Regions from separate parts of the Mus musculus genome. Here region 2 is linked to region 1. Evidence: chromatin loops called from intact Hi-C (ENCODE). Cell type or tissue: gastrocnemius. All regions are shown on one strand. Each heading gives the region's core, and the rest is flanking DNA. Links, peaks and the distances in the headings are about the cores only.

Region 1 (14,999 bases), core at 3,101-11,100:
TACGTTATGGTTCCTACGTGTGGGTCAGCACATGCCTGTGATGAGAGCCACTCCTCGTGTGCGATTGCTAACTTCCTCACTGACCATAACCAGCCACACTACTTCACTGTTGTTTGGCTAACAGCTACTGGCCTACCCAGATTCCACAGGAGTGGGTGGTCCTGCACCTCTGCTGTGCAGCTCAGTTCCCCAGGCTGAGGAAATGCCAGTGCAGAGGGAGAGCATGGGCTTGGGAGCTACAGTGCTAAAGAGACAGGATAGGCAAGGAATTAGTCTGGGTACCAGGGACGGGACAGTTGACTGGCAGACAGGCCCTATCCTCTGCCTAAATATAAATGTAAAAGACACACTGATGCCTGAAAACCATGGAAAAAGAGGGCCGAGAAGAAGCAGGTTCCTCACTCCATGCCCTTTTGCCCCTCCTAGCTTCCTTGAAATGATGGAGGCTCGAAGTCGAGGCCACGCATCCCCTTTGGCAGCCAATGGGCAGAGCCCATCCTCAGGCTCCCAGTCGCCAGTTGTGCCTCCAAGTGCTGTATCCACAGGGAGTTCCAGCCCCAGCACACCCCAGCCTGCCCCTCAGCTGTCTCTAGGTGTCTCCTCCACCTGTCCCTCAGCACCATCTCCTGTACCCTCTTTGGAGGCCATGCCCTCCTCTGTACACTCTTCAGCCCCAGCCCCAACCCCAGCTCCAGCCCCAGCTCCAGCCCAGCGTCGCAGTATCATCTCTCGGCTGTTTGGGACCTCACCAGCTGCAGAAGTGACCCCTTCACCTCCAGGTAAGCCTGGGAGCAGCTCTCTCATGTGAATTTGGGGCCACCTTCTGGCATCTTGAGCTTCATATTCCTCACTGGAATGTCCCTATGCCCCTGAAAAGTCACATGGGCCAGCCAGTCCTTAGCCTGGTTCTAAAATAGCCTGGACCTTGAGCCTGGGTGCATGCCTTGTTAAGTCCCAATCCCACAGGCACAGTTTTAGGGCTTGCCTAGCATGGGGGCAAGGACCACATAAGGAAGAAACAGCATTTCTCTGTAGAGCCAGCTCCAGCTCTCGAAGCTCCAGCAAGAGTCCAGAATGTTGAGGATTTTGTCCCTGAAGATGGCCTTGACCGAAGCTTCCTGGAAGACACAAGTGTGCCTAAAGACAAGAAAGTTGGAGCCAAAGGTCCCCAGCAGGATAGTGACAGGTAAGGGTCAGATTGATAGAGCTGAGCACAGGGTCCACCTCAAGGACCAAGCAACAGAGCTTCCCCATCCCATTCATACCTGGGTCTCCAAAACCCCATTGTGGGCACAGCCTCCGGTGCTTACTAGGTTGGCAGTTAGCTTTGAGGACAAATGGAGGAACAGAGGGAAGGGCTTAGGTCATGTCAAAGCCCACTCAGTACAATCATTGCCATCCACCCTGGGGAATACAGACAAAGGACTTACCCGGGACTGAGGCAGAGTTTATGGCCACAGCAAACTAGAGAACATTAAGCTAAATCTTCCTAGGATAGCAGGAGCCTTGACAGATGGCCTATCAGGGATACGGGCACTCTTTTTTTTTTTTTTTTTTGGTTTTTCGAGACAGGGTTTCTCTGTGCAGCCCTGGCTGTCCTGGACCTCACTCTGTAGACCAGGCTGGCCTCGAACTCAGAGATCCACCTGCCTCTGCCTCCCGAGTGCTGGGATCAAAGGCGTGTGCCACCACGCCCTGCTAGGGATATGGGCACTCTTGAAGGCCCAATCTATGTGTAAGGTATAGTGAAGGCCACCTGGGTCTCCATATAGACCCAGAGAAGCAAGCCCTAGCCAGGTCTAATTTCCTGCAGCTAGCCCTTCTCAGTCCCTTCTCTGAATTCTAACGACACTTGAACATCTGTCTACAGTTAAGCCTGAGATTATTCCCTCTCACAGATCAAATGTTGAGTGACTGTTATCATCTCCAGCATCACCATGTTGTATGGGACCAAGGGCTTCCCTTCCAGAAACAAATAAATTAGGGGCTTCTCTCTGGACTCCTCCCACTGATTCTGTCACTGACCAGCAGCAACTAGGCAGTGCTTCCCTCACTATTTAGTCCCCCTCTTGACAGCAGAATACCCCTGTAACAGCCCAGAAGGTCTTGCCACTGGGATATGGTACTACAGACAGGGCAGCTCTACAGGCAGTGGGGTGGGTAATCAGCAACACACAGCCCCCTCAGAACCTCTGACTGCCTACCCCCCCCTCTTTGCAGTGACGATGGGGAGGCCCTAGGAGGGAACCCAATGGTGGCAGGTTTCCAGGATGATGTGGACATAGAAGACCAGACACATGGCAAATCCCTGCTGCCCTCGGATCCCATGCCCAGTAAGAACATCAGTCTCTCAAGTGAGGAGGAAGCCGAAGGACTGGCAGGCCACCCTAGAGTGGCCCCTCAGCAATGCTCAGAGCCTGAGACTAAATGGTATGGGCTGGGATTCCCAGAGTATGTCCAGCTGAGGTGGCAACCCAGGGTGGCCTCTGAGTTCCTGACATTTCTTCTTATGTGAAGGTCCTCCACCAAGGTCTCACATCCACAAAAGAAGAGAGCTCCCACGAGAGGCACGCCACCGTGGTCAGATGGTCTCACCACTGATGACTCTGAAAGACCCCAGGAAGGGAAGGACAAACAGGTGTCATCAGAGAGTGATCCTGAGGGGCCCATTGCTGCCCAGATGCTGTCCTTCGTCATGGATGACCCAGACTTTGAAAGTGATGAATCAGATACACAGAGGAGAATGGTAAGGACAGGTGCTGACTGGGCAGCTCAGGCACCATCCTTCCAGAGCTAGAGGACAATCAAGAAGGTCTGTTTCCCAGAGCCTGACGAGAGGCAGGAGAATGTTCCTGGCTCCAGTGCCCCAGAGGCACAATCCTTTCTTATTTACTGTGTGGCTGAAGCCTGCTGGAGAAAGTGAATGAGAGTCCATGGGAGAGGGCCCATTGTCCACATGAAGGCCCTGCTGATCTTTCTGAATCTGGGTCAGGTTACCCCTCCCATCCAGCCCTAGCCCCTGGAGTCGTAAGTGAACTTGCCAACCTTGTTTCCCAGATCCCTCGGAGTGGTCAGGGCACAATCGGCCTACCAGCTGCTCTCTTTCCAGGGCAGGTTTCCAGTAAGAGAAGACCTCTCTGATGTAACTGATGAGGACACTGGCCCTGCTCAGCCACCTCCACCTTCCAAGCTCCCAGGTGCTTTCAGACTGAAGAATGACTCCGATCTCTTTGGGCTGGGCCTAGAGGAGATGGGACCTAAGGAAAGCAGTGACGAAGGTAGGAGGGCCTGGAACCTGCTGGATCCTAGAGGTCCTTGTCTGTGATACTCCTGTGTTTACATTTACATTGCCTATGGTTTCTCTTTTCACCACAGTAATTAGCTGTGAGATTGGTGAAACTGTCACACCAGCTGGCAAATGTGCACCCAAGTGTGGTCCAGAATAGTCATCTAAACACTGTCACTGTCACTCTATCCATGGTTCCCTATGGGTCCTCACCTCTACCAAATGTTCTACATTCCATGCTTTCAGGTGTCCCAAGCCTTTGGGACAGAATTCTTTTGGGAGGGGGAAAAAAAACCACACAGGCTAATAAAAGGTTACTGCAGGGAGAATACCTGGGAATCTCGGGCCGGCCCAGGCTGCCTGGAGAAGTCCTTGGACTTGGGCCATGTCAGCCCAGCAAACAGCTTAGGACTGTACTGTCAGGTTCTCAGCCCCATAGGGAGGGGAAGAAATTACTTGAAGGCTTGTTCAAGACTCACCACCACAAAAATACATAAATTGCCTGTGGGACCACGCCCTGTTGGGAATGGGGTCTCTGCAGCAGTGCCTCTGCCTAACTCTACAAAGTGGTAGCAGGTAGGAGCTCAGCTGTCCTTTTCTGTGCAGATAGAGACAGCAAACTTCCCTCTAAGGAGAAGAAGAAAAAGAAGAAGAAAAGCAAAGAGGTACCTACTCTGTCACTAACCTCCCAACTAGCCAAGCCATCCAGGCTCCTAGAATGTGGGATTTAGCCTTGTGGGTTGCCCATTGACTCTAGTTCTGCTCTTCATGACCTTCAGGAGGAAGAAAAGACTACAAAAAAGAAAAGCAAACACAAGAAGAGCAAGGACAAGGAGGAGGGCAAGGAGGATCGGAAGAAGAAGAGGAAGCCCCCTCGGAGCAAAGAGCAGAAGGCTGCAGATGAGCTGGAAGCCTTCCTGGGGGGTGGGGCCCCTGGCAGCCGCCACCCTGGAGGTGGGGACTATGAGGAGCTCTAAACATGCCTAGGGCAATTGATTGTCTGGGAAGAGGTGGGCTGCCAGTGGCTGGGAGGCTGCTGTCTATGCACCCACATTCCCAGGACCACCCTGCCACCTATGTCCCCCAGCCATTATGTCTGCCCCCATGTGGTCTGGCCCACTCTACATTGTTTTTTGTGCAGAAGACCTTGGTGGTGTTCAGGCCCTTGGGTCAGGCGCTGCAGGTGCTGGGCCTCAACCCAGCAGAAGCCTGCTCTGCAGGGAGGGAGGGGACAGAATAAAGTTGCAGCTGGCTTGGTGGATCACCTGGCCTCCCAGAAAGAGCTGCAACCAGTCCCCGGTGTTTCTCAGGGATGTGCCTGGGGCCGAGAAGGGACCCACCAGGGTCTGTTTACAGAGGCAGGGCGTGGGGCTGCTTGGCTTCTCTAATGCCCACCACCCAGCCCCACTCCTGCTTGCCTTCCGGGGCTCTCCCAGAGCCACAGCATGGCTTGGGTTGTGGACCTTCTTCCCCATGGATCCAGAGTGGCACAGGGTCCTGCCCTGAGCACAGATGTGTCATGTGTCACTCAGGAGGGCATGGCAGCATCTGCTACTGCAAAGTGGCCCAGGCCCCGCACTGGGTAAGCCTGGCAAGAGAACACAATGTACCACTTCTCCTGTGGGAGAGGCACTAACGGGCTGCCACTGTGTGCCAGCTGCGCCTCTGCCCGCTGAGCGCCTGCGCAGGTGAGCCCAGAGGGCACCTTCTTAGACACTCCAGACCCATACCATAAAGCTCTCTGATTTTACTGTGGTGTGTGACTCTTTTTCTGGTCCCCTAAACAGCTTGAGATGAGGCCAAACAATGGACTAGGTGCTGTTAAGCCAAAATTCGGCCCAAAGGGTGGTCTGAGGACTTAGTACCTAGCCATACCATGTAATCCAGAGGACCAAGGTGGCCATGGTTCAGGGCTTACCACCACAGGCTGATACAAGGTTACTGCAGGGAGAATACCTGAGAGTCTCAGGCCCTGGGGCCCTGGTAAGGTAGTTGTGTCCTGCTCTGCACTGCCTCCCTGCCTGCTGGGAGTCTGGGGGCGCCTGCAATTGAGAATTTCGCCCCCGCTGGCAGCTCTCCACCCTCGCCCACTGTGGACACGTTGCCATGAGAACCCTCCAGAGGCAGGCATTTATCACTGCTAGTGACGTTGGGGGTGGAGCATAGTGCTGCGCCTACTGTGGGCCAAGGCTGAGAGTACTTCCCTAGAACTTGTGGGGGTGCTATGAGGGGGGCTTCCCTTTTCTGCTAGGGAGCTGTGTACACAGGACAATTGATAACTGAGCAGGCACTATGGGACAAACATTACCTGGCCCTTTAGCTCCCAGACTTTGTACTCCTGATGTAGAGAAAGGGTCTACACGTAAATTACCCCCACTACTGCCCAATAAGCCGTAGCACCGGGATCTTGCCAGGTCTGGTGCCTAAATAGGCAGGTCTGGCATCTATAGCCCATCATCTACCAAGCTAGGATGCTGGAAGGCCCAGTGCCTCTGGCAAGAGGCACGCAGGGCCAGAATGAGGTTGTGGCTTAAGAAGTGAACCTCCTGAAGACTTCCCCCAAAGGAAGCAGGCGGTGGCCACCCAGGCTATATTGGACACTGGAAGTTGCAGCTACACTCCAGGCTGAGCAAGCCATCTGGCTCCCGGGCACCTGCCGAGATTTTGGCGTCTTCAGAGCCAAAGAGGACAGTTCCTGAGGAGAGGCCAATGGGCATCTGCTCCCACCCAGGTCCAACCACAGACGTGTATTCTGGAAACTTCCCCAAACCCAGTTTCTCTAAAGACAAGCCAAGGTTTCTGGCTCCTTACAGGACCCTGCCTGGAATCCTTCTGGCAGGCTTCTCTTGGTGCAAGGGACTCCCTGTTCAGACCGAAAGATTTGTGCTTTGGGGATGCTATACATTACCCTTCACTCTACACCGCCTAAAATGAGAGCTAGGTCGTCTGTGGTCCCAGTATACACCTACCTTATAACGCGGCCCCTTTAAGTGCTATTCTATTGGTAGCCACTAGGGGCAGTACTGAGCCGCCAGGCCAGGATCACAGCTGCTGCCTCCAAGCTTCTGCTGGTACCGGGTGTATGTATATATATATATATATTTATAGCGGGGCCAGGTACACACTGGGACCGACCTGGGCTATGCAGACTACTCGGGCTCGGCTCGTGGAGTAATCACCAGGTAAGAGGCCAAGCCAAACTGCCCAGCATGTGGAGCTGTTGGCACGGGAGGGGGCTGCACGGAAGGATGAGGAGTCCCCGCCCCCAAGCAACGCAGACTAGGTTCTTGCTGATGGCTGCTCCAGGACGGGCCAAAGCAGGACTGCTATTTGGGAAGGGCCTTCAAAATACCTAGGATACAAGAGCAAGCCCCAACCCCATCCCAAAGGGAGCGTGTGTCACAGTGCACTGCTCCTGACAGCTGCAGCCAGCAAAGCCGACTGTCACCTTCCTGGGGCGGAGCCTCAGACCCTGTCATCTCACCCAAACTCTGACCTGGCACTGAGTTTAGAATGAAAGGGGTCTTAATAGGGTCGGCATGAACCTGGGTTTGGAACAAGCCTTGGTACTTAGTAGCTCTGACTCCAAAGAGCACCCCTCTAACAGCCCCTTGTACACCTGGACTAGAGACCCGAAAGGCCCATCCACTTACAAGTCCTGCCAGGCCCCAACACACTCTCAACTTCCTCTGGAGCAGATGTCCTGGGAGTAGGTGCATTATGGGGGGAGGGTGTGTGTGTGTGTGTGTGTGTGTGTGTGTGTGATCGCCTTCTTAAACCCTCTTTCTCTAGCCAGCTCCAGGCCCTGGAGACCACAGACACTGGTGGCCCACATCTGAACATTAGCCTAGATCGTTTTCAGCCCATAGCTCCAGGGATGAACAACCACACGTTTCCATGGAGCTTTCCAAAGCCAGAGTGGGAAGGACTCTGTCCTGGGGAGGGGCTTTCCCGCCCTCTCCTCTGCCTCCTCCTAGCTAGCAGCCTCCTGGCTTGGTACACTAGTGGTAGTTTTCAGCTTAGAGGAAGGACACCATGAACTCGTGGCTCACATGGCCCCACGTGGTTCTGTAGCCTAAACCTGGCTTTAGCACACACTGGGGGTGGGGGAAGGGTCCATGTGCAATTCTGCAAAGCAGGAGAGTCTTGCTGTAGCCTTCTCTGTTCCAGCAAGCTTGGTGGGTTTCATTCAAGCAACTGGGGTCCAAGATTTATGCAAAAGGAAGAGGGATTTGAGACCCAAGAAAACTCTGGGATCATTCCTCTGCCTAGGACCTCATCGAGTTGAGGGGACTTACGCTTAGTTAAAAAGGACTTGAGTGCTAGGAGAAGAGTTCTCTGCCCAGCCTAGTCGGCAGGCAGGAACCATTCATTGACTCACCTGGGACTCTGCATTATCAGAGGGTCTACCTGTAAGGAAATCTAAAAGTGCATCGTTCCAACTGTAGGCACCAGAGGGCAGTAGTGCTGAGATCACGTCCCGCTTTGATCTACCTAAGCCTGCCCAACCGACCCTAGTAGGGGGAGAGAATGCCTGGCAGGTTTAACTCAGGAGTTCCCTCTACAAAGAAGGTCCACAGTAGCCTAAATTCTCCTGGCCCATCTACCCCACAGGTCGCATGGACTGTGAGCTTTCTCCTGCAGGTACATCTAACATAGGCATGGAGGCAGCACCAGAAGCCTTGACCATGACCTGCAGCCAAGGCTGCACCATCCCCTATGCCCCAGGTAAGCCGGACCAGCACGTGGGGTGGGGTGGGGTAAAGGGCTTGGGGTGCAGAGGAGGCTGCCCTGACCGGTATCTCCTCCCAGGGCAAAATCCCCGAAAGGCCGTGTGACTGGAGCTGCCAGCCTGGGGACGTCTTTTAAGATGACCCGCACGGACCCGCCGGACTTGCTGGTGTCGACCGTGTACCAGGACATCAAGGTGGTGGACCCAGGGCTCACGTCCAAACGCCAGCCATGTGAGCGATCCGTGGCCCGGCCTGCTGCGCCCACGCCTTTCAACAAGCGCCACTGCCGTAGTTTTGACTTCTTAGAGGCACTGGACGAGCCCACCATGGAGACACACCCAGAGCCGCCACCTCCTGAACCTGCGCCACCGCGCGCCCGACCCAGAGACAGCGAGCCTCGGCGCCGCACCCGTTCCAAGAGCGCGCCCCGTGCGTCCCAAGGCCTGGCGACTGCTCCAGCTTCGCCGCCCGTACTGCAACGCAGAGGTCGGGAAGCCCAGCGTGCAGTGCGGGTGGAGGGGTCGCCGCGCCGGGAGCCCTCGTATCCTGCGCTGAGAGCTCTCGCTAATGAGCTGCACCCCATCAAGCTCCAGCCACAGCGGGGAGGCCCCGGACGCATCGCGCCTCTATGCGCCACCCCAGGCCGCTGCGCACCACCGGAACCACCCTCTGGACCTGTCCCCCATGTCCGCTGCCGTTTGGACATCAAGCCGGACGAGGCAGTGCTGCAGCACGCCGCCCGAAGCTCGCGATCTTGCGCACCTAGAGAGACGACGTCCTGGGCTCGCACAGCTCCACAGTTCCATGGCCTCACAGTTCCCGGCCCTCGCCACGTGGCCCTGTCACGCACTCCTACCCCCAGTGACTTGTACTGTACTGACCCCAGAACTCTGTACTGTGACGGGCCACTGCCTGGGCCCCGGGACTACTTGGAGCACCGCAGTCAACCCTTCACAACGCCTCCAGGTCCCACCCAATTCTTCTACACCGAGGAGCCAGAGGGCTACGCAGGCAGCTTTACCACAAGCCCCGGCCTTCCCTTTGATGGCTACTGTTCCAGGCCCTACTTGTCCGAAGAACCCCCTAGACCCAGTCCAAGGCGTGGGGGCAGCTACTATGCTGGCGAAGTACGCACCTTCCCGATCCAGGAGCCCCCCTCCCGCTCCTACTACGGGGAGACAACTCGAGCCTACGGTATGCCTTTCGTTCCCCGGTATGTCCCAGAAGAGCCCCGGGCGCACCCTGGAGCCCGCACTTTCTACACCGAGGACTTTGGGAGGTACCGAGAACGCGATGTACTGGCTCGGACTTACCCGCACCCGCGCAGCAGCCCACCCTGGGCTGACTGGGGTCCGAGGCCTTACCGCACCCTTCAGGTAATGCCGCCTCCCGCCCCTGGACCACTGTTGGCCTCGTGGCACGGCGGCACCGGCACAAGCCCACCCCGGCTGGCCACCGATAGCCGCCACTACTCTCGATCCTGGGACAACATCCTAGCTCCTGGTCCTCGTCGTGAAGATCCTCTAGGACGCGGCCGCAGCTATGAGAACCTCCTGGGACGCGAGGTTCGGGATACGAGGGGTTCATCCCCTGAAGGTCGGCGTCCACCAGTCGTAGTGAATTTGTCCACCTCACCCAGACGCTATGCAGCACTGTCGCTGTCCGAGACGTCGCTGACAGAGAAGGGCCGCGCGGGAGAGAGCCTGGGCCGCAACTGGTACGTCACGCCAGAGATTACCATCACAGACAACGACCTGCGCTCAGTGGATCGCCCGACTGCCAAGGGCTGGGAATTGCCTGGAGGCCGACCACGGCAGCCCGTATCCACGGTCCCTGAGGGTCCTGCTTCAAGCCGCCAGCGCAGCCTCGAGCAGCTGGACGAGCTCATCACTGACCTGGTCATCGACTCACGGTCGCCAGCCCAGGCCCCGGAGCCTGCCGCCGAAGGTTTAGGCCGCCAACTACGCCGCCTGCTGGACTCACGGGCTGCAGGCCCTGGAGGGGCCACCCTGCTGGCGCCATCGCGCTCGCCCCCGGCCTCGGCTGGCAGCACTGAAGAGCCCACCGGCTCGGGGGAGGCAGCGGACGCCTCCCCCGAGCCCAGCGCAGACGAGGATGACTTGATGACCTGCTCCAACGCGCGCTGCCGGCGGACAGAGACCATGTTCAACGCCTGCCTCTACTTCAAGTCGTGCCACAGCTGCTATACCTACTACTGCTCGCGTCTGTGCCGCCGAGAGGACTGGGACGCGCACAAGGCGCGTTGCGTGTACGGCCGCGTGGGCAGCGTGTGCCGCCACGTGCTGCAGTTCTGCCGCGACAGCAGCCCAGTGCATCGCGCCTTCTCTCGCATAGCGCGCGTCGGATTCCTGTCGCGAGGCCGTGGCGTGCTGTTCTTGGGCTTCCCGAGCCCAGGCTCTGCCGACAACTTCCTACGCTTTGGCCTCGAAGGGTTGCTGTTATCGCCCACCTACCTGTCGCTGCGTGAGCTGGCTACACATGCGGCGCCCCTGGGTAGCTATGCACGAGAGCTGGCGGCAGCAGGAAGGCTCTATGAGCCGGCAGAGTGCTTCCTGCTTAGCGTGTCCGTGGCTGTGGGCCCCAGCGCTGCACCCCCCGGAGCCGCTGCCCGGCCCGCGCCGCGCACTCCTGGGCCCACGGTGCGCAAGTTCGCCAAGGTGGCTCTGGCCGCTGGCAGCCCGACGCGTCCTCCTCCTGCGCGTGGCGGAGAGCCAGATATGGAAACCTTGATCCTGACGCCACCCCCAGGTACTGCGGGCCTGGACGAAGAAGGTGAGGCCGGCCGGCGCGCACGTGAAGTAGCCTTCATCCATATCCAACGTGAGCTTCGAATGCGCGGCGTCTTCCTCCGCCACGAATTCCCACGGGTCTATGAGCAGCTCTGTGAGTTTGTGGAAGCTAACCGGCGCTTCACGCCCACAACCATCTATCCCACGGATCGGCGCACTGGCCGCCCCTTCATGTGCATGATCATGGCTGCATCGGAGCCGCGTGCACTAGATTGGGTAGCCAGCGCCAACCTGCTGGACGACATCATGTGAACCATGGAACTATTAGGCCCAGGCCCCGACCCCGAGCCCTGCCTACTCTACTCAGGCCCTGCCTGATCCATCACGAAGGCCCCCAGAGTCTGGACCAGTTGGTTCAGCGCCTTCCAAATCCCCTGGGCCTCCTTTAGTCTTATACAAATTCTCTGCCCTGAGCTCCACCCACTCCACACCTCTAATTTTGCCTGGGAGCCCCCACCCCCACCCCTGTCCCGTTTCCAACCAGCTGCTTCTTTTCTTCTCTGTTCGTAACCGGGCCATCCAAATTCCACATCCTGGGCTCTCCCCAAGCCAGTCAAGGAGAGGGGGCTCCCCAAGGGCCCGGTCCTCGCCCTCGGTGCTCCCCACTGGGAGGTGGGGTGGGACTGAGGACCTCTGGGCTCTGCCTGCTACACTCATCCCATGGGGACAAACTCAGTTGGTGTATGTTGTGGGTGCTTGCTATAGCTCTCCAACCCTTCTAGTCCAGAAATCCATGTTAACCAAAGCCCGATGTCCTTACTTCGAGCACTTCCCCTAACCCTCCTGTCTGGGGTGTATCAGGCTCAGAGGGCTACTCCCTGTGCACCCCTATGAGGTTGAGGCAATGGGCGTAGCCAGCACTGTACACGTACCAGTGCCGCCTGTCCTTCAATACTCTCACCTTAGTCTGGGCACTTGTAGACAAGTTGGAATACTGGGGAATTTTCAGGTTAAGGCCAAGGTACAATCCACCCTGCCAGATGGAAGCCTGAGCAGGGGAAGCAGTGTGGGCGGCGACCCAACCAGAGTTAAGATCTGGGTAAGGATTTGAGCTCCCAACACCTACCCAACAAGATGGCCTTAAAAATCTGCCTTCCAGAGAAGATGGAGAGGTGGGAAGCGTGTGCTGACGAATTAGCAGACAACCCTACTGAGAGCAGCTCCTACCACGGAATGACTTGGGAATGAGTAAGGAACAGGGCTGTCCCTAATTAGGAACTGGACTAGGAAAGGTGCTTAGTAGTGAGCCACCAAGTGTGGGTACGGTTAAGGAGTCGGTGCCGAGGCCTGCCCCGAATCCAATCCTGTGTGCAAAAGTGCCCTGGCTGCACTCCAAGCTGAGAGAGAAGCCAAAGCCTGACGTGTTGTGGAGAGGTCTAGGCTTCCCTAAGCCCCTTGCCTGACCCCGTACCTGGATCTGAGCCCAGGACTTTGTGGAGGGTGTGACCCAGAGAGGGCTTGCGACCAGATTCTCCAAGAATCTTGGGAGAAGAAGAAGCCCCAAGCCCTTAGGAGCTCTGAAAGTTCAATTGCAAGAACCTGGGACACACACCTATGCACGAGGGTGTGCACACGCGCCAGCTACCCTCGACTGGATGTCCCCGGGACACTCCAGCTCTCTCTCCTTGGCCCCTGTCTTAGCACATGCCCGGATGCCGCTCTTGCAACACTTGCTGCCCCGCCGCCTGCCGCCCTCCCCAGGGGCTCCACAGTCCCTCCTGCGGCAGACTGGCAAGAACGCCTCTGACGAGAAGGGCAAGTGCTTTCGAACCAAGTAAAATAGAACTTGAATGTAGCTGCTGCTAATAACTCGGTAGTGGTGGTGGTGGTGGTCGTCGTCGTGGCCGGGGGGGGGGGGGGGGGGGGGAGCATTGCGTCAAAGCTTCCGGGAGTAGGAGCTTAACAACCCGCAACCGGAGTATTGTGGAAGGGGAGGCCCGAGGGTGTGAAGTGGAGTATGCAGGGGAGTACTTGAATTTGGAGAGACCGGAGAGAGATCCTCCGGTTTACAGGTGTTGGGGAAGAGAGGACTTCGGATTTATGGTTTACGGATTGAAGCCTTAGGACCCAGGAGTGGAACCGGAGTGCGTCCTTGCATCCTTTTGCTGCCCTGCAGCGGGTTGATTTACAGCACCACGGGTTAACCTATGCCTCGGCTCCTTTAACTGGGACTCATGAGCCCGATCCCAAAGCTGCAAAGAACTGGGTTGCAATTGGCCAGTCCGTGCCTCAGATTGGAGGTACAACTGGCTGAGGCTCTGGGCTAGGTAAGCATTCCCTCACGGGATTGGCCGTGGCTGCCAAAGGGCCCGCCTCCCTACGCATAGGCCTGGGTCGGGTTTGGTAAGGGGCTGTGGGGCCCAGAGATCGAGCGCTTCGGGGAACATGGCGGCGGACCTCGGTCAGATTCCTGATGTAGACATTGATTCGGATGGCGTCTTCAAGTATGTGCTGATTCGAGTCCACTTAGCAGAGCCTTCTGGGGATCCGGCGAAGGAGTGCAAGGAAATCGTGCGTGGCTACAAATGGGCTGAGTACCACGGTGAGGGCGGGGCCTCTGTGCCCTTGGAGGCGGGACGAAGGTTAGGGGCGGGGCCTTACAGTTGCTGGTAGCGGAGTAGTGACTGCTAATATATCATGACTTGTACTAACACATAGCTAGGCTGACCTAGAAACGTCGGGATTTGGGCAGAAAGGAGTGCCATGACTGGGATCTTCTTAATCCCGTCTCTCACTTCGAAAGTGTCTTCTTCCTCCCGTTCATCTTTTTGCCAGCGGGGGAAGGGCTCATCTTCTCTGGGAAAAAGACCACCAAGAGCTGGAGCTTCTGACCCCATATCCAGCCCTAGAGTTCAGTGTGGGGCCAACAAGGGCGGCTAGGGCATATCCTGAGGCCACTCTCCCCACCCCAGCGGACATCTATGACAAAGTGTCAGGCGAGCTGCAAAGGAATGGCTATGACTGTGAGTGCCTAGGCGGCGGGCGCATCTCCCATCAGAGCCAGGACAGGAAGATACACGTGTATGGCTACTCTATGGTGAGCTCCAGTCCCCAGGTCTCAGCCAGACTGCAAAGCTCACCTTTGTGAGCCTGACCCCACCCCCACCCCACCCCACCCCACCCCTCACACCACCATTCAGGCCACCTTTGGGACTCTGAAAGTTGGAGCTACAGAACCCTTACTTAAGGGCTGAATGGGTTTTCCTTTCCCCACGTTTTCCAAATGACACCTTGGGCTACATCCCCGACTTGCTCCAGATCCTGATGGGTCTGTGTCCTGACTCTCTAGGGGCCCTTGGAGCCACCAGTACTGGGGTCAAATTCACAGTTCTATGTTGATCCTTTTTCATAAAGTCCACCTTAGACCCTCAGGCATCACCTGAAGAGCTCTTCAGTCCTCATCATGATCCCAGTATGATTAGGATGGTAGGATCTGCTAACTTTCCCCAGGGCTGCTATTGCTGCGGCTTCTGGGTGGGCTCCCAAAGCAAAAAACTAGCAAACTGGCGGTCATCCTTTCTCTAGGGTTACGGTCGTGCCCAGCACTCTGTTTCAACTGAGAAGATCAAAGCCAAGTATCCTGACTATGAGGTCACCTGGGCTGACGATGGCTACTGAAGCTCTGCCCCACCCCCCACCCCCCGGACTAAGTCAGGTCTCTGCTCTTGCTGTGTTCTGTTTTGAGGGGCTGGCCCTGTGCTTTCCTTTTGTACCTTAGGCAGCATAGCACCTGCCAGGCCTTAGAGGCCAGACCAATCTGGTCCATAGGAATTAAAAGCATTGATATGCCTACTAGTCCCTGACTTGTGTCTTGCCTTCTTTACCTTTGGATTGCACCGGACAGACCTGCTCAGCTTCAGGGGCCCTGGGAACTACTGGTGCACACTCAGCCCCCTAGGTGCAGATAAGGGGGCCCCTGCATTGCAGCCATTTATGGCTTGATTGTTCCTCCATGAAGCTGCTATCCCCAAGGACATCTGGGAGGGGGCCCCACAGGCCTTGCACAAGAAGTCAGTTCCTGGCCACCTAAGGCCTGGGGTGCCCACAAGTGCCCCCTTCCTGTAGTTCATCCAGGAGTCCCACCAGGAAAGGGTCCTGGCAGCCATTGTCCCGCCAGCTGGCAGGCTACATTTTTCATCTGTTCTCAGGCCAAGCCTGATATCCCTGAGT
Region 2 (14,999 bases), core at 4,239-12,238, 72 kb after region 1:
CCAAAAGCCAAAACAAAACCAAAAATGTATGTCCCCGTGCCTGGGTAGTGTGGTACTGGGGCTTGCACTCCAGGCCTCCTGCAAGCTCTCTACCAACTCGGCTGGATTTCCAACCCCAGAGTGGCGGACTGTTACATTAAAGGTGTTTTCTTTCCTTTAAAAGGGAATGGAGGGGGCCAGGGTGTAGTACAGTGGTGGAACACTCTTATGCTCAAGGCCCTGGGTTCCATCCCTACTGTGTGTGCATCTAGCACACAGGAGCTGAAACTGTGGAGTGGGAAGAATAGAAAGGTATCGACAGGGCCGAGCATGCTGGCACACACCCTTAGTCCCGGTACGAATAGGCAGAGGCAGGTGGAAATCTGTTCCAAGCCAATCAGTGCTACACGGTGAGATCCTTTCTCAAGAGCCCAGACCAAAAAGACCAGAATCCATAGGGCAGTGTGAGGAACGGAGTTGTGACAGACAGAATCTGAACCTATCTGAGGCCAAGGAGGACTAACAGGGCTGAGTGAGGGTGGTCAGCTCTCTGCCTACTGACTCCCTGTGGCTGGGGAGGAACTTCTGAGCAATGCCTTGGAAGTCAGTTTGCTGTCAAATGAGACAGATGTCGAATTGTCCTCTTCTACAGGGAAGGGGGGGATTCTGCCAAACCGGCTCTCTGGAGACAGCTCATAAGCAGGTGTGTGCATCGCTGTGCATCACCTCCCAGCGAGGGGACTGCCTACACATGCACCTCACAGGCCCCCAGATTTTAAAGTCACCAGCATTGCCCTCTAACCACACCACTGCCTCTTGTCAGCACATTTGGGATAATAGTAATAGAATCACAATGCCTTTTGACATGCTGGTTTCTTGTTTTGTTTTGTTTTGTTTCGAGACAAGGTTTCTCTGTGTAGCCCTGGCTGTCCTGGAACTCACTCTGTAGACCAGGCTGACCTGGAACTCAGAAATCCACCTGCCTCTGCCTTCCAAGAGCTGGGATTAAAGGCATGCGCCACCACCACCTGGTGAGGCAGGTTTTCTTTGTGTATCCCTGGCTGTCTTGAAACTCTGTCTAGACCAGCCTGGTCTTGAACTCGGAGAGATCTACCTGCCTCTGCCTGCTGAGTGCTAAAGGTGTGAGCCACCACTGCCCAACCTGTGATAGTATTTTTTCTGTGTGTGGTGTGCTTGTGTACACATTTGTGAGTACCTGTGAAATTCTGAAGTTTATTAGAGTCTGCCATCACTCTCTCCCCTCTGCCTCCCAAGTGCTAGGATTAAAGGCTTGCGCCACCACGCCCAGCTTCAGTGTTGGCTACATTAAAAACCCTGCCATAAACAAAGATGCAAACAGACCTCAGAAAAATGAAAAAAAAGTGCAGGGCTGGAGAGATGGCTCAGTGGTTAAGAGCACTGACTGCTCTTCCAAAGGTCCTGAGTTCAATTCCCAGCAACCACATGGTGGCTCACAACCACCTGTAATGCCTCATATACATAAAATGAATGAATAAATCTTTTTTAAAAAGTAAGTAAATAAATAAATAAATAAATAAATAAGAAAACAAGTTGTTGTTGTTGTTTTTAAAAAGTGCCAAGCTCTTACATGGCCACACCATTGCATAATCTGCCAAGGAATTGTTTTTGACTTTTCTTCTGTGACAGGATCATTCCATGTAGCCCTTGCTGTCCTATAACTCACAGTGTAGACCAGGTTAGCCTTGAACTCACAGAGATCCACCTGCCTATGCCTCCTGAGCACCAACACACCCAGATGTATGTGTTAGTGCATGCATGTATTCATGTATGTATATGTACTATGTGCATATCTGCCTGGTGTGTATGTATATGTACTATGTGCATATCTGCCTGGTGTGTATGTATATGTACTATGTGCATATCTGCCTGGTGTGTATGTGTATGTACTATGTGCATATCTGCCTGGTGTGTATGTGTATGTACTATGTGCATATCTGCCTGGTGTGTATGTACTATGTGCATATCTGCCTGGTGTGTATGTGTATGTACTATGTGCATATCTGCCTGGTGTGTATGTGTATGTACTATGTGCATATCTGCCTGGTGTGTATGTGTATGTACTATGTGCATATCTGCCTGGTGTGTATGTGTGTGTACTATGTGCATATCTGCCTGGTGTGTATGTATATGTACTATGTGCATATCTGCCTGGTGTGTATGTATATGTACTATGTGCATACCTGGTGCCCAAGGAAGCCAGAAGAGGATCTCAGATCCCTGGAACTGTAGTTACAAGTGATTGTGAACCACCCAGTGGTTGCTGGGAACTGAACCTGTGTCCTCTGAAAGAACACATGCTGTTAGCTTCTTTTTCTTCAGCCTCTAAAGGTTTTATTCTTTTGTGTACGTGGGTCTGTGTGCCGGTGCCTGGACAGGACAGAAGAGGGTGTGGGGTTCCTGGAAGATGGAGCTGTTAAGTGGGCACTTTACAGCCCCTGCCCTAATTTTCTTTCTTTGTTTGCTTCCCCCCTGTCTCCCTTTGGCTCAGTCTCAGTGTGGCCATGACTGACCTGAAACTGTAGATGGGAGCAGGATAACTTCAGACTTGTGAGATTCTCCTGAGTGCTGAGACTGCAGGCATGGGCTGGCCTCCTTCCTGATTCTTCTTCTTCTTCTTCTTCTTCTTCTTCTTCTTCTTCTTCTTCTTCTTCTTCTTCTTCTTCTTCTTCTTCTTCTTTAAACATCATTAATAAAATCAGATTTTCTTCTTGGTGAAGAGATGAAAAGTTTAAGCCATGAGCAGTGCAGTGTAAACATGATGTAGATGAGCCCTCCTGCCCGGCCAGCACTGGGAGGACCTCAGTCTGTCCTCCTGTCTTAGGGTTACCTTTGCTGTGATGAACTGCCATGACCAAAGCAGCCTGCTCTGCGTCTTTTTAGTGTACATTTCCAAATCACTGGTCATCATCAAAGCCAGGGCAGTGTCTTAGTCAGGGTTTTTATTCCTGCACAAACATCATGACCAAGAAACAAGTTGGGGAGGAAAGGGTTTATTCGGCTTACACTTCCATGCTGCTGTTCATTACCAAGGAAGTCAGGACTGGAACTCAAGCAGGTCAGAAAGCAGGAGCTGATGCAGAGGCCATGGAGGGATGTTCTTTACTGGCTTGCTTCCCCTGGCTTGCTCAGCCTGATCTCTTATAGAACCCAAGGCTACCAGCCCAGAGATGGCACCACCCACAATGGGCCCTTCCCGCCTTGATCACTAATTGAGAAAATGCCTTGCAGCTGGATCTCATGGAGGCATTTCCTCAACTGAAGCTCCTTTCTCTATGATAACTCCAGCTTGTATCAAGTTGACACATAAAACCAGCCAGTACAGGCAGGAACCTGGAGGCAGGAGTTGATGCAGAGGCTATGAGGGGTGTTGCTTACTGGTGACTTTAGTTTGTGCCACGTAGACATCAAACTGTTGAGCACACTCAGGTTTTCCTCTTAAAGAACACTCTGTATCAGAGAATGATGGCACACACCTTTAATCCTAGCCCTTGGGAGGCAGAGACACAGCTGGATTCTGTGAGTTCAAGTCTAGGTTGCTTTGCATAGCAAGTTCAGGCCAGGCAGGGCTATATAATGAGATTTCAAAGAAAAAAAAATCTGTTGAATGTGTTTCTTTCCCAGGCTAGTCCCGCTGTGTGAGTGTGTCACTTTGCTCACCTGGGGGAGCTTACTTGGGTGGTTTTCAGGTTTTCTGCAGGGTGACATCGGTGTTTTGGGATTGTCATGAGGCAAGCAGCATTTCTCAAACGTTTACCCTAAGAGGGGAGCTGCTAGGTCATGTGTTAAGTTCATATGACTTGGTTTGCTTTTGAGACACCTCTCAAATGCCAGAATTGTAGGCACAGCACCAGATCTATGCAGTGCTGCGATTCTGTTTGTCTACCTATCTATCATCCATTTTAGGGACAGGCTCTCACCTTGTAGCCTTGGCTGTCCTGAAACTCGCTCTGGACCAGGCTAGCTTCAAACAGAGTTCTGCCTGCTCCTGCCCGCTGAATGCTGGGATGCTGTGGTGAGCACTTCCCTGAGGTGCGTCTCCAGGTTGTAAATACATTCTTGTTGTTGTTGTTGTTGTTGCAGGGTCTTACTGTCCAGAGCCTTAGACTCCCTAGTACTGGGTTAGAGTACCATGCCCCATAGAGAATACATTTCATCTCATTCCTTTGCTTATTGAGATAGGCTTCCTGTGTTGCCCAGTCTGATCTCAGACTCAGTGGCTCCTCTCCCTCAGCCTCCAGAATAGCTGGGGCTACAGGTTATGCCACCACCCCCGGTTTGGCGAATTTATTTTAAATGTGGCTGTGTCCCCAGTGAAGTACCCTGCAAGCTGCACTCTTGTTGCCCCACAGCCCCAGTAGCCCTTGGGCCTCAGTGTGTTTTCAGTATAGCCCCTAACCAGCATGTCCTGTCTTGCCATGCTTTAAATTACCATGTGTTTTACCTATGTTTAAGTTGCATATTCTCTTAGGTTGAGCTTAAGACTTTTGTTCTGGATACAAGTCTGGTTGAATACATAACTTAGTTGGATTTTTTTTTAGCTTTATCTTTTCATCTTATGTCTGTTCTGTAGGGAAAGCTTTTAGATTTGATGGGATGTTTAGCAGTGCTCTGTGTGGGTTATGTTTTCAGTGTCTTGTCTCAAATTTGTGTGTCGTGCAAGCATGCATGACACGTACTTCTGGGGAGAGACATGTTTAGGTTTCCTCAGGCACCAATCACTTTTTTTTTTTTTTTTTTTTGAGACCAAGTCTTTCACTGGCCTGGAATGCTGAGTAGGCTAGGTTGGCCAATAAACAGTAGGAGTCACCTGTCTCTGTGTCCCTGGTGGTGGAATCATGCGCACACACAACCACTTCCAGCCTGTTTTGTTTTGTTTCATTTTGTTTTTCAAGACAGGGTGTCTCTATGTAGCCTCTCTGGAACTCACTCTATAGACCTGACTGGCCTTGAATTTAGAGATCTGACTGCCCCTTCCTCCGGAGTGTGCACTACCACAGCCACCCAGGGCTCTCCCAGCTTGGTGTGTGTGTGTGTGTGTGTGTGTGTGTGTGTGTGTGTGTGTGTATGTGTGTGTGTACACTTCTGGAGATTGAGTGATTGGGGTCAGGTCCTTACGCTTGCCTTGTAAATGCTTTACCAACGGAAATATCTCCCTAAGCCTTTCAAAACTCTCTGTTAACATCAGATCATGACAGTTTTCTGTTGTGATCTCTTGTCATGACAGTGTTTCTCATGTGACAGTTGGGTATATTGTTTCCCATTTGTTTGCACAAGGTGTAGGGTTTGGATTAATTCTGAGAGCCAAAAGTAATTAAATGGAAAAGTTTTCAAAAATAAGCAATTCATACATCTTAGGTTGTACAATCCATAAGTTGTAAATTCTTAGTGTTGTGATGAAATCTCATCCCATCCTGGTGTCGGCTTCCCACCCGTGGCACCTGAGATGTGACCCATTCCCTTTAGCATCTCCACTCTGTCTCCTGCATGCTTGGGCACTTGCCCATCTCAGGGACCAGAGGACATGTGCATGGAGGCCTTCTATCTCTGTGACCTTGTTTTACCTAGTGACTGCCTGAGCACAGCGCTGCTGCCATTCAGGCCTGCTGAGAGACACTGGGGCTGCAGTGTCTTACTTGTCTATTGTGTGTTTTTAAGTACTCATTAGTGGGAGGGGTTTGCTTTTGTATTTTTTTAAAGAATTATTTATTTTATGTATGTAAGTATACTGTAGCTGTCTTCAGATGCACCAGAAGAGGGCATCAGACCCCATTACAGATGGTTGTGAGCCATCATGTGGTTGCTAGGAATTGAACTCGGGACCTCTGGAAGAGCAGTCAGTGCTCTTAACCATTGAGCCAACTCTCCAGCCTGGTTTTGGTTTTTTAAAATGTGTTTGTAGGTACAAGTGGTATATGTGCATGTAGAATCCAGAAGTTGACATCATGTGTCTTCTCTCTATATCTTTACTTTTTTGGGAGTAGGGAAGACAGCTGCCTGCAACTTATTTTCTGTTTTGTGCAGGTGACAGTTTTGGGATCAGGGAAGCTCTGTGGGATGGGAGGAAAGGGGCAGGGAGTCAGATGCAGCCTAGCCCCACAGAGCCCTGAGGTCAGGATGAGTGAGGCCTGATGTTGGCCTGTGGGGATTGGCTGGCTGGCTAGCTTGGCACAGTTTGAGGAGCCAGGCCACCAGTGAGCATACTGCAGAATGGTGGGGCGGGGTGCAGTGGGGTGGTACCCATGAATGGGGGAGTGGAGTGGGTGACTAGTGGCCAGGATCAGCCTTGGGAAGCCTAAGTGCTGGGGCACTGTGTCCCTGAGTATGGCACTTTCTACAGGTGCTATTGCTGAACCAGGGGCCCAGGCCCTTGGCACCTGTGGTGGTCCCGAGTGGCCACAAGTGAGCCACTGGAAACAAAGGCTGCTGGGACCTAGGCTAAGAAGCTCACTGCTGGGAGGCAGCAGGAGGCCATTTCTTGACACACACATAGATACCTGTGATGGTTTGTATATTCTTGGACCAGGGAGTGGCACCATTTGGAGGTGTGGCCTTGTTGGAATAGGTGTGACCTGGTTGGAGTAGGTGTGTCACTGTGGGTGTGGGCTTAAGACTCTCACCCCAGTTGCCTGGAAGTCAGTCTTCCACTAGCAGCCTTTGGATGAAGACATAGAACTCTCAGCTCTTCCTGAGCCATGCCTGCCTGGATACTGCCATGCTCCCACCTTGATGATAATGGACTGAACCTCTGAACCTGTAAGCCAGCCCCAAGTAAATGTTGTTTTTTATAAGACTTGCCTTGGTCATGGTGTCTGTTCACAGCAGTAAAACCCTAGCTAAGACAATACCTTTAGTTGGTTGGTTTATTTTTTGAGACAGGATCTCACTATGTAACCTTGACTGGCCTGGAACTTGCTTTGTAAACCAGGCTGGCCTTTGAACTCATAGAGGTCTGCCTTCACCTGCCTCCTAAATGCTGGTGTTAAAGGAGTGCATCACAACGACTGACACAGATACCCTGTTTTGAGACAGGGATTCTTTTTGTGTCCCTGACCGACCTGGAGCTCACAGAGTAAGCAGAGCACATTGGCCTCAAGCTCTGAAATCTGTCTGCTTCTGCCTTTTGAGTGTTGGGATTCCAGGTGTGCACCACCAAGTCAAGTGATTTGGTGATTTTTTGTTTCCGTTTTTGGTTTTGTTTGTAAACAGTGTCTCACTGTGTAACCCTGGCTGGCCACAGATGCCTTTCAGATTTGCTTTTAACATGTGTATGTGCATGGACATGGCTTTAGAACTGGATAATGGTTGGAACTGGGAGGATTAGAAAAACTGACCAGAAAGGCCTGGATTTTCATCAATGGGTGACCAGGGAGACTCTAGTGAGGGTACCAGAAGGTAGCCCTAGAAACATCTGAAATATGTTATGGCTGACTCTGGCAGCGGCTGAGCCATAGTGACCCCAGCTGGCTGTCATAGTATGTTGCAGTCAGTAAAGGGCACTAGACATTACAGGGGCAAATCCTCCTGACCATCCGGACAGTACCTAGTGAAATCTTGGAAATCTTTGGGCTGTCAAAACTGTAGGTAGGGCTGCCAGGTGCAACCCCTGCCTAGGGGACCTGCAGTCAACAGACTTGTGTGAGCTCCTGAGGCTGTCACCCCAAACTGCGCAGAGCTACCACTGCCAGGCAGGACTAAAATTTTTTTTTTCAAGACAAGGTTTCTCTGTGTACCCTTGCTGTCCTGGAACTCACTCTGTAGACCAGGCTGGCCTCGAACTCAGAAATCCACCTGCCTCTGCCTCCTGAGTGCTGGGATTAAAGGCGTGGGCCACCACTGCCCAGCAGGACTAAAGATTTTTGACTCACACAGATTCATATGTAGAAACATGTCTCCAAAGAGACAGTATTTGGAGGTGATTGGATTATGAAAATAGAGCCTTTGCGGGCCTGGAGAAGTGTATCCAGCCCTCCACCATGTGAATTTGGTCAGAAGAGGGCCTTTGATTACCTAGGAAACAGCCCTTATTAGGCCCCAAGTCTGTTCACCTGGTCTTGGACTTTCGGCCTCTGGAATTGTAGGAAGTAAACTTGTGCTGTTTGTGAGCCTCTCAGGCTGTGGTGTCTTGTCAAAACAATAGAGTGGTCTAAGACATAGGGCTGCTCAGCCTTAAATAAAATGCTTGGAAGTGCTGAGATTTGCTTGGTGACTTAAGCTGTTGTCTAGGTTGGTAGATTTTTCCATGGGAACTGTAGAAGGGTATGTCCTGGAGTAGGTAGGAAGTTCTGCCTGTGCACACCTGTCCCATACAGGTAGTTGATCTTCAGAGGTTGAATTGTACGCCCTCCACTACCCCCTGAGAACCAGGCCTCAGAATGGGAACTAGGGCCCTTAGAATGCTGAGCAACTTTTAAAAAGTCATCAGTCACTCCGAATCCACTATGGCCAATGTCTTTGTGAAAGCGGAGCTTTTGACATAGACACATATAGCAAAAGTGATAGGTTATAGGGACAGACACCTGGGTGAGGAGAGAACAGGGGAACTGCCACAAACCAAGATGGGTGAGTCACCAGAAGCCAAGGAAAGCAAGGACAACACTCCAGGCCCTGCTGACCCCCCCCCCCCTTCCCCAGAACCAAGGACTCTACTGTTAACATTTTGTCTAAGCTCTGCCCCACAATTACCTGGCAATAGCCAGGTATGTCAACTCACTCACTATAAAAGGGGCTGCTTGCCCCCTCCTCTCTCTCTTGTTCTCTTACCTTCTTGCTCCCTGTGCCTTCTCACCACCTCCCCTCCACATGCTTATGGCCAGCCTCAACTCCTCTCTCTCTCTCTCTCTCTCTCTCTCTCTCTCTCTCTCTCTCCCTCCCTCCCTCCCTCCCTCCTTTCCTCCCTCCATCTCCTACCTCTCAACTTCCCTCCCCATGCCCTGAATAAACTCTTATTCTATACTATACCGTCATGTGGCTGGTCCCTCAGGGGGAAGGAATGCCTCAGCATGGGCCCTCGGAGGTACCCCCTTCCCCCATAACTGACTACACATCCACCAAACATATTCCTTCTATCTTTTTATAAACACACCACCTATTATTTGTGCCTCCTGGAGTGTCCTCTGCTGCAGTAGCAGCAGCAGCAGCAGCAGCTCTGTCTTGGATGCTGGCTGTCGCTGGGCTGCCTCCCTGCCCTGGGCTGCTTTAGTTTTTGCTCCATCTGAGGCTCTTGCTAAAAGTCTCCTCTCCACAGAGCACTGTTCCATGTGCTGCCTCTCCATGTGCCGACTTTGATGGCCTAAGGTGGTTAAAAGTTCTGACCTGGGTTCTGGGGTGACACTTGTCCCTCGCTTGTCCCTCCTCTAACCCAGCTGTGCTGGCAGGCTTTATTTAGGGAGACCCCAGGCTTGCTGCCAGACCTCACATCAGAGTTTTTATTCAGTATGTGTTTTGAGTTGTGTGTGGTGGTTCACATCTACCATCCTACCTTTCAGGAGGCCCTCAAGTTTCAGGCTAGCCTGAGCTACACAGTGATACCCTGTTATAGAAAAACTTGAGGGGCTGGAGAGATGGCTCAGAAGTTAAGAGCACTGACTGCTCTTCCAGAGGTCCTAAGTTCAATTCCCAGCAACCACATGGTGGCTCACAACCATCTATAATGGGATCCTATGCTCTCTACTGGTAATCATATGCATAAAATAAATAAATCTTAAAAAATGAGAAAGTTGAAAGGTTATTTTTTATATGACACTTGATATGCTTAGTTTTTGTGTGCACTGTTCTCTGGTTTTCCTACCTATAATGGAATGGCTAATTGAACATTTTAGTGTACTTTAGTTTATTACAATTTTAACTATCTCTCTTTTGCTCTGTAGGGACAGTGAGAAGGCTCATTAGGTGAGGGGCTTGCTAAGCTTATGATCTAAGGGTCCTCAGAACCCACAAGGTGAAAGAGAACCAACTCCTGCAAGTTGCCTTCTGGCCCCCGAAGTACTGCATCAGTGCTCCCCCCCCCAAAAAAAAAAGTGAAAAAAATTAAATACACACCAAGTTTTCAGTGGTCTCCGTGGAGTTGTTATTTGAGCTTTAAGTCCAGTGTAGAAGTCCCACAGTTCAATTACACCTGTACTTAAACTCCACCAACAGACTTGAGGGTTTGTTGTTGTTTTCACTTTTCTGAGGTTCCCCTTCACGCTCCTCATTTGGCCATTTAGCCAGGTATTTGGAATTCTAACCACCTGGCTGCCCTGCCTTGCCCTTCCTGACTGAACCACAGTAGGGTTCATATGGCAAGAAGATGGGGGGGGCGGTGGGGGAGAGTAATACACAACCCACCTTCCTGGGACTGTAGCTGCAAGACAGTGCAGAGGTCTGCATCCACCACCAGGGTGCCAAGACATTGCGGATATGGGGCCTCCTGCCCTGCAAGTCCCCAGGCACTCAGCCATTGCATCCATCACTTAGAGCGCCATCTGTAGAGCTGTGCCACCTCTCCTGAGTCCTCACTGAGCTGCTTTTCACAGGGATGTGTGTAATGTGCCAAGTTAAACACTCAATCGCTCACCCCAGCCGCTACAGGTGGGGTATGGACATCTCTCCTCCTTTAAAGTCTCCTCCTTTAAAGTTATTATATTTTCATTTTGTTCATATGGGGACACATACCTCGTGGCTGGCCAATAGAGGTTCTCTCCTTCCAACATGTGGGTCCTGAGGCTTGGTGGCAGGCTCCCCTACTGAGCCATCTTGCCTGCGCTGTGTAAAGCCCAACACTTAAAAGGCTGAACTTGTAGTTTGTTACTGTTAGTTTTCACGGTTCAATTTCAAATTTCTGCATGCCGCTGGTTTCTATTTGGTTTTGTGTAATGTGTTGCTTCAGTTCTACAGATACCACTGTTCTCTTTTTACTTTAGGTTTAGACAAATCCAAAGTCCTTTCTGGGACTTTGCTGTAACTCCTCAGAAGTATATTTGCACTCAAACTTGGGCTGCTCTCTTAGGGCAAGAACAGGTTCTTATGGGCTCGGAATTCAGTTTCATGCTCACCTTGTGAAGAATGCTTAGCACTGTTGCCTTTGGGCCTAGGTGGGGGTAACCATGCTAGACACATGTACCACCCCGAGCCCTGGCACAGCCTCCACACCACTGGTCCTCCTCACATCCTCTCAAGGCCTGGTGCTTTCCAGCCAAGGCTCCTCCCATCCTGCTGGCACCGCTATTCATGCTGATGGATGCTTATTGCATCTTGCTCTCCAACATCAGCAATGGGTCACAGACCAGGCCTGGTTTCTCTGGTCCCATATGTCCCTGGGGTTCTGCCCTAGTCCCCTTGATGCAGCCAGATGCGGAAGGATGGGAAGTAATCCCTGCTCACTTGCTAGCTTGGACCTGGAAGGGCACTTGCCTTGTTCATTCACTTGCCCTGGGTACATTTTCTGTTCTTGGTAGGAGAGCAGCTTTTAAATGAGACGCTACTGTACCAGGCTGCTTGCCCAGTCACACTGTGGTCACTCTGGAGGCTGGCCCTGTCAAAGTCCCAAATCTTCCCTACTGCCAGGACCATGCATGGAGCCGCTAAGTGTAGGTGCATGACGTAAGCTCCTAGGATGGCCTAGAGCTACCCTCCTGCACCCTGGGACCTCACACATTTTCAGAGCTTATGGTGGCACCAAGAATTGAACTCAAGGCATGACAGGCAAACACTATTAACACAAACCACAATTCCCAAACCTCTTACTTTCTCAAGCCAGGGTCTAACCAAGTAGCCTAGATCAACCTTGGATTTGTTTTGTATCCAAGCAGGCTTTTAACTCCCCATCATCCTGCCTCAGCCCCCCGAGGAGCAAGTATTACAGATCTGTATCACTATACTCTGCCCAGGGAACTCTCCTGAGGGAGGATGGAGCCAACCCTCTTTTGGGTGCTTGTCCAGGCTGGGCTGGTCAATCTTCCTGCACCCATTAGCACTCACAGCCATGCACAGGCATCCCTGAAGTCAAAGGACTACGCACCCGAACCAGCTCACTCTTCAGTCTCTTGGAGGACCAGAGGCAGACATCACCATGACGACATTGGCCAGCAAGGCCTGGGGCCCCTCGCTACAAACAGACTAGATGGCATGTGCTGTTGCCAACTGTTTATTCAGGCCCAAACAGTTCAGGAGTGCAGCATGCAGCACCCACAGTCCACTGCAGGCCACTCAGTAGCAAAAACTGAATTATCAGAGACCAGTGCCTGTGGCCTGCTGCCCAGGGTACACTCAAGACATCCAAGGGTGTGGGTTTGGCTGAATATGAAAGGTACCCAGGCAGAAGCCAGCTTGGACCTGTGTGAGCTGCCAACCCAAGGGAAGAGGGTAGGTGAAGAACAGGGTTCCCAATGACCTGTGTACCCCAAGCTAGCCAAGAGGCTAGCATGGGATCTGGTGCTGCCAACAAGGGCTACCCTAGTGCTAAGCCTTATGGCTAAGTGAGCAGGTTTTGTGTGTGTGTGTGTGTGTGTGTGTGTTGGGGTCAGGCTGCCCCTCCTAAGGCATTGCTGCTATGAGCTACTCTGCCCCAGTGCAATAAAGAACCACGGGGTACCATTTTCCCCAGTAGGTTCCAATGGCTCAAATCACTGAAGCCTTCAGCGCCTATGGCTGGCAAACCAGGAGAAGAAGGGGCGGGGGCGAGGGCGGGGGCGAGGGCGTGGAGCCTGCAGAACACGAACAATGCGTGGTGAACGCCAGGCTTTGATAGTGGCATCGTCGCTGGCTGTCAGCAAGAGTTCCTGCTCCTGGGGGCTAAAAGCCACGGAGTTGACCACATCCTCATGCCGCAGCTTGGCTAGGCAGATGTTGTAGTGGCGGTCCCAGATATAGCCATGCCGATCTTCAGCCCCACTGTGGGATAGCATCTGGATGAGCCCACACCCACCTGCTGAAGCCCATACCCAAGCCCTGGAGCCCACCTGAGCCCACACCTGGCCACAAAATCCCTGCTGACATCCAAGAAGATGAAGAAGCACTCGTCATTGGGTGTGTAGGCACGGTGCGCTCGAAGAGCTCGCTTCACCTCTCGCATGGTCTTGAGATCAAACACCAGCAAGTCAATCTCCTCCGCAATGGGTGGTGGCTGCATGGGGTCGGCTACCACTGAGCCAGGGGGCCAGGCACGGCTATTCACATACAGGTACCTGAGCAAGGGATAGCATACATCTTAGGTACAAGCATGCTATTAGATACAGGGCCAGCTGTGGTGCCCCACCTGGCTCACCAGGCCCACCTGTTATCAGGAGACAGGCCCATGCCAATGATGTGCCCATGCACATCAATGACATGGTCCAGGGCATCAAAGAAGGCATCAGAGCCCCGGCCCTCGCCCAGCACGGGCCCTGCAGTTGTCATCTGGTGTGGCAGGATCTGCTTGATGCCTGCATGGAGACCAGGGTGAGGGGTCATCCAGAGCCTGCAAGGACATTACCACCAGGGCACTCCCAATCCAAGAACAGCCCTAAGAGTCCACAAACACTGTCTACACTCAGACTTAAGCACAATTGTGCACCCGCTCACTTGCTGACCAATCCCCTGCCTGGGTTTTCACCACTCTTACACAGGATCAAGTGTGCCAAGGCAGAACAGTATCTCAATGCATGAGCCAAGCTTTGCCTATGGACTTGCTGGTCTGGGGAGCAACACAGTGGTTGGTGACCGTCCCAGGCCCAGCCCTGCCCTGCCCACCATTACCGATCTGATGCGGTGAGTACGTGAGGCAGCCAGTGGTGAAGATGAGGTACTTATTCCTGGTGTCAGCGTCATTGCACTCTGGAGGCTTGGTGTGGCCCTGGGCCAGCAGCTCAGCCACCTTGGTCTCCAGTGCACAATCCGATAGCTGTCCGTGTCCATCCAAGACGCTATCAAACACACGCCGTAAACCTTTCTTGACGTGGTCAGAACCAGAAGTGTGCAAACCTGGGTCAGTGGCCTCTTCTTCAGTGTCCCCACCTAGGTCAAAGACTCGGCAGGGGAGCCCAGCCTGGTCGCTAGCATCCAGCAGGAGGTCCGGGCTATCAAAGCGGCTACAGTCAGCCACCATCACTGTGCGGATGGTGCTGGCATTGAGGTTCTGGATCTTAAAGAGCCGCTTTACCACGTTGACATTCTCTGACTCCACATCCTGTGGATAACAGTTGGGTGCTGGTCAGAGGGCCATGTCTGGGGAGCAGCCTACCCTGGGCTCTGCATCTGCCCTTCCATGCCCAGCCCTGCCCATGCCTTCTTCTCTATTTCCCTGCCCTACCCCACTTGTCTGCCCAGCCTGTCCCTGTCCCGGTCTGAACCTGGAAGGCATTGTTGAGCCACAGCACTGAGCAGGAGGTGATATCTCCAATGCGGTGCAGGTTCCCCGAAATGAGGCTGGTTTCTGTGAGCCAGCAGCCAAACACATCATAGGGCTTGTTTCGCACACGGGACAGCAGGGCGAAGGAGTCTGGGGGGAAGGCCACAGCTGGGCAGACTGCTGGCAGGGCACAATGGGACAGGTAGCCCAACCCAATGCCCACACTTACCTAAGCTGATGACAGCTATCTCGCCTGAGGAGGAGTTATGTGGCCCCAGGAACACCCCTGAGGCCAGCAGCAGTGAGTCATCCTGGTTGAACTGGGAAAACTGGGTGTAACTCCAGTTGTATGGCCTCATATCTGCACTGTGCAGCAGTGAGATGGTCAGGTCGTTGTTCCAGATCTGTTCCAGAAAGGCTGCAGGGTAATTACCAGGCCAGTTCACTCTGGCAGCACAGCAAATCCTGACTCTTCTCCATTGAGGGTTCTGGGTCCTCATGGGGCAAGAACCTTGGCCTAGGTCTTTACCACCCACTCTTATGACATCGTACCAATGTAGAGGGCTGACCCTGGGAGCTAGAGATTAGAGCTGTTCTAAGCTTTGGGTCTTGTGTGGTCCAGAGCAGGCCTCCAGGCACTATGTGGCCCTCTCTGCTTCTCTCACCATTGGCT

What was found. A loop is a pair of places that touch in the nucleus more often than their neighbours do. Peaks named below come from ENCODE experiments on the same cell type or tissue, not always from the same donor. Only the 100,000 strongest peaks of a DNase experiment are listed, where the experiment ranks them.
Region 2: a loop joins it to region 1, with 6 times the contacts of the local background. A loop is called at or near these places in 3 of 42 quality-filtered maps.

Annotation. Positions count from the first base shown.
Region 1 is chr2:25,573,055-25,588,053 of GRCm38, reverse strand. It overlaps Ajm1 (apical junction component 1), which reads left to right and starts at 7,955. Exons shown (of 1, transcript NM_001005424.2): 1 at 7,955-12,638. The coding sequence starts at 8,157. The coding sequence ends at 11,081. It overlaps Rabl6 (RAB, member RAS oncogene family-like 6), which reads left to right. Exons shown (of 15, transcript NM_001024616.2): 9 at 427-779; 10 at 1,036-1,186; 11 at 2,221-2,430; 12 at 2,518-2,746; 13 at 3,110-3,278; 14 at 3,893-3,951; 15 at 4,066-5,037. The coding sequence ends at 4,263. It overlaps Phpt1 (phosphohistidine phosphatase 1), which reads left to right and starts at 13,183. Exons shown (of 3, transcript NM_029293.2): 1 at 13,183-13,371; 2 at 13,742-13,866; 3 at 14,355-14,623. The coding sequence starts at 13,215. The coding sequence ends at 14,447. In gastrocnemius, for the core only: CTCF peaks have their summits at 7,741 (motif pointing right) and 10,012; DNase peaks (open chromatin) are centred at 9,415, 9,902, 10,325, 10,772 and 13 more places; H3K4me3 peaks cover 3,700 bases.
Region 2 is chr2:25,502,602-25,517,600 of GRCm38, reverse strand. It overlaps Fbxw5 (F-box and WD-40 domain protein 5), which reads right to left. Exons shown (of 9, transcript NM_013908.5): 4 at 14,556-14,730; 5 at 14,328-14,476; 6 at 13,735-14,164; 7 at 13,274-13,421; 8 at 12,972-13,184; 9 at 12,131-12,891. The coding sequence ends at 12,636. Among named protein-coding and RNA genes, the nearest start is that of Fbxw5, 9.4 kb to the right of the region's middle. In gastrocnemius, for the core only: CTCF peaks have their summits at 7,481 (motif pointing left) and 10,464; a DNase peak (open chromatin) is centred at 11,217.